2 separate regions of the Homo sapiens genome follow, and region 2 is linked to region 1. A link is an interaction called in ENCODE POLR2A ChIA-PET data of the cell type or tissue named here. Cell type or tissue: GM12878. All regions are shown on one strand.

What was found. Peaks named below come from ENCODE experiments on the same cell type or tissue, not always from the same donor. Only the 100,000 strongest peaks of a DNase experiment are listed, where the experiment ranks them.
Region 2: POLR2A ChIA-PET joins it to region 1 with 12 read pairs; 4 of 35 experiments call an interaction of 5 or more read pairs at or near these places.

The regions. Positions count from the first base shown.
Region 1 is chr6:159,876,800-159,881,799 of GRCh38, reverse strand. No RefSeq gene overlaps it. Among named protein-coding and RNA genes, the nearest start is that of MAS1, 12 kb to the left of the region's middle. In GM12878, no CTCF peak of the experiment used is centred here; no DNase peak of the experiment used is centred here.
Region 2 is chr6:159,987,796-159,992,795 of GRCh38, reverse strand. IGF2R (insulin like growth factor 2 receptor) reads right to left here. Exons shown (of 48, transcript NM_000876.4): 2 at 1,473-1,612. Among named protein-coding and RNA genes, the nearest start is that of AIRN, 17 kb to the left of the region's middle. RefSeq lists an enhancer at 4,726-5,000. In GM12878, no CTCF peak of the experiment used is centred here; a DNase peak (open chromatin) is centred at 2,797; H3K27ac peaks cover 1,836 bases.

The DNA of each region.
Region 1 (5,000 bases):
GTCTGTTTACCTGATTAAAAATAGCTCTTTGAGGCAAGAGTCATGCCTAACTCATCTAGTATTGGCTGAGCCTAACAGTAAGTTGAATAAATCAATTATGTTTAGAATCGTTACCACAATTTTAAATGCTGGTTATCATTATTTCTTGAATGTTAGTCTAGTTCCTTCAGTTAGACTGTATGTAAGTCATATGGGAAATGAACGACATCAATCCTTCCTTGTGTGCCTGAGAACACAGTAGGGGCTGAACACTGTTCTGTGTTGTTGTTGTTGTTGTTGTTGTTGTTGTTGTTTGGAGACAGGGTCTAACTCTGTCGCCTATGCTGGAGTGCAGTGGCATGAACACGGCTCACCAAAGCCTCGATTTCCTGGGCTCAGGTGATCCTCCCACCTCAGCCTCCTGAGTAGCTGGGACGACAAGCATGCCACCATGCCTGGCTAATATGTACATATATATATATATATATATGTATGTATGTATATATTTTTTTTATAGAGACGGGGTCTCACTATGTTGCCCAGGCTGGTCTCAAGCAATCTTCCTACCTCAATCTCCCAAAGTGGTGGGATTACACGGTGAGCCACCATGCCTGCCACGGCTAAGTGATTTAACAAACATCTGTAACTGAGTAAATTGACTAGAGCCCTTCGCTGACATTTTGCTGAAGCAATCTGTCTCTGTTGATCATAACTAGCATTTAGCAAACCTTTTCCTGAATATAGCATGGTAGAATACTAATAACTTACATACGTTTAGAGGATGCTTGGGACATCTTTGTCATTACTGCTTGTCATATTTGAGAGAGTAAGGACTTGCTAACTTGTTTTTGTAAAGCCAGGATACCTTATCACGGTATTCTGTGCATCATAAAATGTACTTACTAAATGATTTTGGTGGCAGATTACAAAGGTAAAAATGTATCCAACTAGCCTTGCTTCATGTATCTGAAAACAGCCTGCACATCACCCACATTCCACACCATCTGCTGGGCTCATTATTGGTAAGTCAGTGCCCATACATTGCTCTAATGAGGTGCACTCGGCATCTGCAATGAGGAAAATCACAGCTTAATGATTTCTGGCAACTGTTAGCTACTTAAGAGCTATTCAAATACCCAATGTTTAATAATAAAAATTACAGGCGCCACGTACGGGGACTTATGCTTGTTCTCCCAGGGACTCAAGAGGCTGAGGTGGGAGGATCACTTAAGCCCAGGAGGTCAAGGTTGCAGTGAGCCACGATTCTACCACTGCACTCCAGCCTGGGTGACAGAGAGAGATGCTGTTTCTAAAATTTAAAAAAAATTATAGTAGACTAAAACAAAAATGTGTCCAGCCCACACAATACAGCAAAATAAATAAAATAGACCTTCTTAATTTTGTCCCAACTTTAAGCATTGCTCAGGGGAAAGAGGAAAATACAGTCACCTTCCCACGGCTCAGGCTCACCCACACAGTGTGTGGTCTCCGCACAGAAGACCTGTTCCTCCCATGCTTCTCTTTCTTCATTTCCACAGACCTACCGCCACAGAAAGGGAACACAAGAGGACCAGCATGGGGCAAGCTCATCATACTCGCGTTCTTATGAGAATGTGCTAGAGAAGCAGCCTGTACGATTGGCCAAAATGAGACTAAGGGATTTTCTGTGTTCTCCACCGTGCTCTGCTGATAAGGAACATTAACGGTTGATTGTGGGCATCTAGAAGCCACTTCAGGCCACGAACTCTGAGCCAGAAGACACCAGCCCTTATATGGCCTGATGTGGTCTGGATCCATGTCCCCGCCCTAATCTCCTGGCTAATTGTAATCCCCAATGTTGGAAGTGGGGCCCGGTGGGAGGCGATTAGCTCACAGGGGCGGTTTCTCATGGTTTAACACCATCCCCCTTGGTTCTGTCATCACAACAGTGAGTTCTTCATCACACACCGGGGACTGTTGTGGGGTGGGGGGAGGGGGGAGGGATAGCAGTAGGAGATATACCTAATGCTAAATGATGAGTTAATGGGTGCAGCACACCAACATGGCACATGTATACATATGTAACAAGCCTACACGTTGTGCACATGTACCCTAAAACTTAAAGTATAATAATAATAATAATAATAATAATAATAATAATAAAAAAACAGTGAGTTCTTGTGAGATCCCATTGTCTAAACATGTGTAGTACCTTCCCCACCACTCTCTTCCTCCTGCTCTGGCCATGTGAGACACCTGCTCCCCATTTGCCTTCTGCCATGACTGTAAGTTTCCTGAGGCCTCCCCGGAAGCTGATGCTGCCATGCTTCCTGTACAGCCTGCAGAACCATGAGCCAATTAAACCTCTTTTCTTGCAAATTACCCATTCTCAGACATTTCTTTTTTTTTTTTTTTTTTTTTTTTTGAGACGGATTCTCGCTCTGTTGCCCAGGCTGGAGCGCAGTGGCGCGATCTCAGCTCACTACAAGCTCCGCCTCCTGGGTTCACGCCATTCTCCTGCCTCAGCCTCCCAAGTAGCTGGGACTACAGGCGCCCACCACCACACCTGGCTAATTTTTTGTATTTTTAGTAGAGACAAGGTTTCACCGTGTTAGCCAGGATGGTCTTGATCTCCTGACCTCGTGATCCACCCACCTTGGCCTCCCAAAATGCTGAGTTTACAGGCGTGAGCTACCGCGCACAGCCCAGACATTTCTTTATAGTGGTGTGAGAACAGACTAATACCTGGCCTCTCTTCCATAGTGAAGTGGAGGTGAGGGTTGGGTTCCTAAGTGCTGACAGGAAAGGAGTGGATAATGGGGATAATGGGAAAAGCAGAAGACTCCTATGCACAGGGCAAAAAATGAGTGGCCCCATGGAAGTATATCTTCGCCATCAGGGAATCCCCGGAATCCCTGGGGAGAGGTCAGAGTCAGAGGGCACAGACTTGTTGACATAGGTGAAGCCACACTAACCCAGATTCATAGCACAATTCATCCAAGTTACATGCAAATCCCTTAAATAGTTCTGATGCCCTGGGATTGTAAAAGGCATAAGCTGAGCTGAATATTCTAGAAAGCTCTAGAATAGGATAGTTCTAAGATTGGAGACCTTTCCCAAGCGATTCCACAGGCATAAACCCTGCAACGCTGTGTGCTTCTGCCCTGGGCGTGCAGTCCCGACAGGATACCATGCCAGCACACTCTCTGCTTCCCGGGGGAGGTGGGCCCTCCCTGGCAGCTGCTTTACCAGAGGCCAACCTTGAGGTTCTCTCTTCATTGGCACAACAAGGAGCCTTGGAGCCAGAAGGACCGACTGACTGCCTTTACCAGGAGGTGGGGCTTTAAACACCACACTCAGGAAATGGACTTGCTCATTCTTGTTATACCCCAAGATGCAGCAAGGTTGTACGTTCCCCATGTCCACCTCCGACAGGACCTTCACACCTTGAGTTGCTGTGAAGGAGGCTCATCCACACTTGCACAGTGATTCTTGGTGGAGCTGGGGGGAGATCAGCCCACCTAACACCACACGTGGCACTGTGTGTCCAAACAGCAATCCACTTCTCCGCTGTTGACCTTGAGCAAGTTACTTCCCTTTGCAAAGCCTCAGCTTCTTTGTCTGTAAAATGGGGACAATGACGTATCCACCTAATAAAGGCTGTTGGGATAATTAAATGGGATGATGCAAGAAGGACTCCTAGTAAGTGTGGATAAATCTTAGCCATAATTGCATTGTTGGTTCTACAGCTATCGTGGGACATACCAGTGTGGCCCATAGGATATGTAATTTGAAATTCTATCTATATCTTCAATAAGTCAGTCAGTTGTTCTCATAATACAAACTAAAGAATAGGACTCAATAAAGTCACCTTGGTGGCATGGGATGGAGAAAATGGAGGGTGAGACATTGTAGTTGTGTGGTGCTCGCTGTGCAGTACGTTGCTCTACCAGATCACCTAGGGCTGTGGCAAAAGGGCCCCACGCCCTGGGTGGTTTAAACAGCAGAAATGTATGCTCTCATTGTTCTGGAGGCTGGAAATCCTAAATCCAGGTGTCACCAGAACGTTGGTCCTTCTGAGACTAGGTGGAGCCCTTCCTTGCTTCTTCCCAGTTTCTGGGGTGGCTGGCTGTCCATCCTTGGCACTCTTTGGCTTGCACAGTCTCTGCCTTTGTGGTCATGTCATTGTCATCACATGACCATCTTCTTATAAGGACATCGGTCACACTGGATTCATTCAATATGAGTTCATTCTACTCCAGTATGACCTCATCTTAACTAATTGCACCTGCAACAACTTCCAAATAAAGCCACATTCTGTGGTACTGGAGGTTGGGACTTCAGCGTATCTTTTTAGGGGACACAGTTCAACCTGTAACAGGTGCCTTACAAAGCTGAATTGTGTTGGCCTGCTGCACACTGGGATGGCATTGGAACATGTTCTTGAGACCGTGCTTAGGCAGCTCTGGGGAATGAGCCCCAGGCAATAGTGGGTGTCCTGTGAGCCCCGAGTGGTCTCCCTGACCACCAGTACCCTCCCAGACCCCAAACCAGCCCACTGCTGGCATGTGTCCAAGGCAACCAGAAGCATTCCAACATTATTCAAAAATCTCTCATGTATGTTGAGGGATGGTGACTGGGGGAAGAAATGATTTGCAAAGAAAGAAAAGAAACAGTTCTCTGTTGTCATCCTTTTAAAAATGTCTGCTCCTGTTATTTTGAGTAAGGTGGTGGTTATACAGGTATCTACTTATATCAGCAGTCATTGACCTGTACCCTTAAAGTCTGTTAATATTTCTGTATACACATTTTATATCCATAAAAAAAGTCCAGAAAAGAGTAAGAGAGTGGAAAACTTAGGTATAACATTATTAGTCTCTAAGTGTTTTTAGTGGATAGCTTTGCTAGATCAAAAACGTGTAATCAGTATATCAATGGAGGGTGGGAGGGGGTGAGCGTTGAAAAATTACCTATTGGGTACAATGTTCACTGATTGGGTGATAGGTATACTACAAGCCTAAACCTCACCATTATGCAATATA
Region 2 (5,000 bases), 110 kb before region 1:
CATCCAGCAATCCCACTACTGAATATATACTTGAAGGAAAAAAATCATCAGAAAGACACCTGCACTCATATGTTTATCACAGCACTATCCATAATTGCAAAGATATGGAATAAACCTAAGTGTCCATCAATGGATGACTGGATAACAAAAAATGTGGTGTGTGTTTGTGTGTGTGTGTGTGTGTGTGTGTGTGTGTGATTTCATTCTTTTCTATGGACAAATTCCACATGTTGGCCATAAAAAAGAATGAAATCACATGTTTTGCAGCAACATGAATTGAACAATAGCACATTATCCTAAGTAAAATAACTCAGAAAGAGAACACCAAATACCACATGTTCTCACTTATAAGTAGAAACTAAATAATAGGTACACATGGACACGGACAGTGGAATAACAGACACTGGAGACTCAGAAAGGTTGGGGGGTGAGGAATTAGAAATTATCTACTGGGTATAATGTACACTATTCGGGTGACGGGTATTAAAAACCCAGATTTACAACTATGCAATATATCCATGTAACAAACTGCACTTGAACTGCCAAATCTATAAAAATATTAAAATGTTTAAAACACAAAAGAAAATGACAGAGCTACCACAGTAAGCTTCTCTCCCAAATCCAAAAGCCCACCTAGCATCTTCTTCTAGTTATCAGACAGTCCCTAGTCATATACCATCTCTATGTCACGAGCATCCATTGTGGTCAAACCTCATTATTCTAACTGCCTTAGTGAAAGGTCACCACGGACATCCATGTTGCCAAATCCAAGGGCAATGCATTCTGCTTTTCTGTCTGCCCTGCCTCCCTTCCTTCAGGCATCTGCCCTGACTCCACTCTATGTAACCTGGTGCTGATATATTAATCCACTTGGATTCATATTCTTCACAGAAGGATAGCGATCCTGACCCAAAAGGCATACATTTGGGGAATGAAACGAACCCTAGGAAAGAAGGGGCTGCACCTCTTTCTCTGAGACTGCCAATCCTCAGGACTATTTATTTAACCTTTAATGTAAGCCTAACTCCAGTGACCATCTTTGACAGCAGAAACACTGTCTGGGAACTACAGCCAAAGCTGGAAGGTACAAAGGAATGGGAGTCGGGGGAGCACTAAAAGGAAATGTGGGCTGGGGGAGAATGTAAAAACAGGGTTTAAGAAAAGTGTGGGTGAGAAGGGAGAGCCATCTAGGAGACAGCTTTCAATATCAAATACACATCTACATAATTCTTCATAACAGCTGTCTGTATAGTATCCACTAGACAGAACCAACCTAGTTTTAGCTCATACTAGACATTCAAACCGTTAGCATTTTTAACTACTAACAAATGTGTATTATGTATTATAAACACTTATGATTTCTAAACATTCAAAATTTTTGTATCGCTATATACGTATAGCTATACACAGTCATTTTTGCAAAATTGGGGAATCATATTGCCAATCCAGTAATTTCAGGTAGTTCTACTTACCCACTGAATGATAAGTGCGTGTCTTCAAGTCGTGCATACAAACAGCACTTGATGGCCCGCACTGGACAATATCCACACTTCCACAGATGTTGATTTTATAAAGTACATTATTTTTGGTATCAACAGCTTCCCATGTATAACTGGAAAGGAAGAAAAACAACTTGTCAATGTCACTGATTTATCAAAAATTAAACTTCTCTCTAGTTTTATTCAAGCCACATTTGCTTAAAACTGCCACAAACTAGAAAATACACTTTCCTTAGCCAAAAACACTAAAAAGTCAAGTATGTTAAGTTGCAAAGAAGCCAGGGCAGAAACTACTAACACCATCTGTCTGTGGTTCAATCCATTCTGAAGCTACCTCAGGACTCAAAGATTATCAAAATAGAAGTATCTGGCTGGGCATGGTGGCTCACGTCTGTAATCCCAGCACTTTGGGAGGCCGAGGTGGGTGGATCACGAGGTCAGGCGTTCAAGACCAGCCTGGCCAACATAATGAAACCCCATCTCTACTAAAAATACAAAAATTAGCTGGGCGTGGTGGCACACGCCTATAATTACAGCTACCTAGGAGGGTGAGGCAGGAGAACTGCTTCAACCTGGGAGACGGAGGTTGCAGTGAGCCGAGATCGTGCCACTGCACTCCAGCTCGGTCAACAGTGCGAGACTCTGTCTCCAAAGAAAAAAAAAAAAGAAATATCTTACCATTAATTTAAGAATATCAACTCAGATCAGTGTATTAGTCTGTTCTCACACTGCTAATAAAGACATACTCAAGACTGGGTAATTTATAAAGGAAAGAGGTTTAATTGACTCATAGTTAAGCATGGCTAGGGAGGCCTCAAGAAACTTACAATCGTGACAGAAGGGGAAGCAAACACATTCTTTTTCAGCAAGGAGAAGTGCGGAGCAAAAGGGGAAAAAGCCCCTTATAAAACCATCAGATCTCGTGAGAACTCACTCATGACCACGAGAACAGCATAAGGGTAACCGCCCCCATGATTCAATTGCCTCCCACCAGGTCCCTCCCACAACACATGGGGATTATGGGAACTACAAGCTGAGATTTGGGTGGAGACACAGCCAAATCATATTAATCAGTAATTGCTCAAGACTCATGCTGAATATAAGATAGTAATAGCCTTTCCAATCACACCAAAATGCTGAAAAGCCAAAGGATTTTTTAACTCTATTTTATTAAAAAACTAGCTATGGCATGAAAGGCAGCTCCACTTCTGCTTTTACCTCTTAGAGCTACAGTTCAGATCTGAACTCGCAAGACAGAGCTGTGCAATGAGTCAGCTATCAGATTCGAAATCACACAAAATTCACTACACCAAGCATTAACACTCATTGTTCAAACCTCTGGCAAAGCAGATAGTGAGTTATTGCTAATGCATCAATCAGTATACTTGGGACAAAATAGGTGGTTTCCCGGTTCTGTGAAAACAATTATTCTCAAATGTCTACTCTTCCCTTCCCTGGGGAGAATGTTTTGTCCATTTTGTAAAATGGGGATCATCTCCTCAGCAGGAGTAAAAACAGAAAAGGAAGAAAGTGACTTAAAATGTCCTTGCAAAATGCAAAAAATAAAGACCTGGCCAGTGGCTCGTGCCTGTATCCCAGCACTTTGGGAGGCGAAGGCCAGAGGATCACTTGAAGCCAGCAGTTTCAGGCCAGCCTGGGCAACATACCAAGATCCCATCTCTACAAAAATAAAATTTTTTTATTTTCAATGCAAAAACTGTTATTTAACTCAACAGTATTGCTAAAAGGAGGGGCAATAAGTTAAATCAGAATTGCTTAGGCTAGGCCCATCCAGGAGTTGTGGAGGCCCTGGGGGTAAGACCACCATATATATCTACATAACTGTGTTATTCACCCTATGCAGTACTCCCTTGACGACAGAAGCACTCCCTCACAGAAGGAGCCGTCCACCTCCCAGAGCTTCCTTCCACAGTGCACCAAGGCAATGACTCAGCACAAAACCAACCACCAGGCCCCCCCACGTGCCCTCCTCCCCAACCCTGAACTAGTTTCAGCAATGGAGGAGAAAGAGCAGCCCTGGTGGGGTCACTGGAAGACGAGGCGCCAAGAACTCCTAGGTCTGGGAACCCATCAAACCCCCCTGCCAAGAAACCAAACCGCACACATAGGCCTTCAAAAGCATGGAGACTTGGAAGGTCTGATAGCCACTAAGCAGCTACAGACCTGAAGAGCAGGCTGGGGTACTCAGGTGCCCAATCTTAGGGTGATACCCTCGGGGTATGACTCCTCAGCTCAGCTTTTTCAGCAGGAACATGTTAAGAGGTGTCTCCTAGAGTCAAGATGACTCAAGGACATGAGAAAATAACCCAAGTATTACTGGGCACAGAGAAAAATCATCAATAAAGGCTTGTTTCCTTTGCCCTTCGTTAACCTTTATTCATGTGTTTCACAAGTATTTCTTAAGTACTTACTGCGGGAGGCACAGGAGAGTACAGCAATGAACAAAACAAAGACGCCCTGCCCTCTCGGAGTGTATATTCCAGGTTGCAGGATACAAGATAAACAAGTAAACAAAGACTTGGCTACTACTCAGGAAAAATGCTAATCTCTTATTCAGGAGCCATGACTAGTTTCTCCAGGATAACAGAGACAAACTTCAAGTAGCGGCAGTGGCATCATTAAACTATTTCACAATCCTAAGTATATGATATTGGTGCATGAGGGTGTCATTTAAAATGAGTTAACTGGTAGGAATCAACGCTAAAGAGATCCACACGTACCTAAAATGCTATGCTTTTCTTTTTTTTTTTTTTTTTTTTTTTTGAGACGGAGTCTCACTCTGTCGCCCAGGCTGGAGTGCAGTGGCGCAATCTCCGCTCATTGCAAGCTCCACCTCCCGGGTTCACGCCATTCTCCTGCCTCAGCCTCCCGTAGCTGGCACTACAGGCACCCACCACCACACCCAGCTAATGTTTTGTATTTTTAGTAGAGATAGGGTTTCACCATGTTAGCCAGGATGGTCTTAATCTCCTGATCTCGTGATCCGCCTGCCTCAGCTTCCCAAAGTGCTGGGATTACAGGCGTGAGCCACCGCGCCCGGCCTGCTATGCTTTTCTTAAAAGAAATCCACCATTCTTGCAAAGGGGATATCTAAATAAGGTAAAGAGTGTGTTTGCTTGGGGAGCAGAATCAAGATTTAAAAAAGAATAAAATGAGGGATATTGTCCTGATAATCTGGAAATCAGGGTTGCTAGAAAGAAAAGTGTTGCTCTATTCAATTATATTATTTTCTCTACTTGGATTTCATACTTGTTTTGTCAAGATTTATCAAATGTAAGTGGTTATGGGAGTAGGAAAGGAGGAGCCTATTAAAATACTTGAAACACTGACTTTTTTCAGGGGGGTGATTTAACCACTCAGCACAAGGCAGCCCTCCTCCAGGCCTGGCAACCTCAATGCCATTCAAACCCATCAGCAGCACTTGAGGCGAAGGCACCAATATCTCAGAGTTCTTAGTCACAGCTTTAAAATGAAGAATGG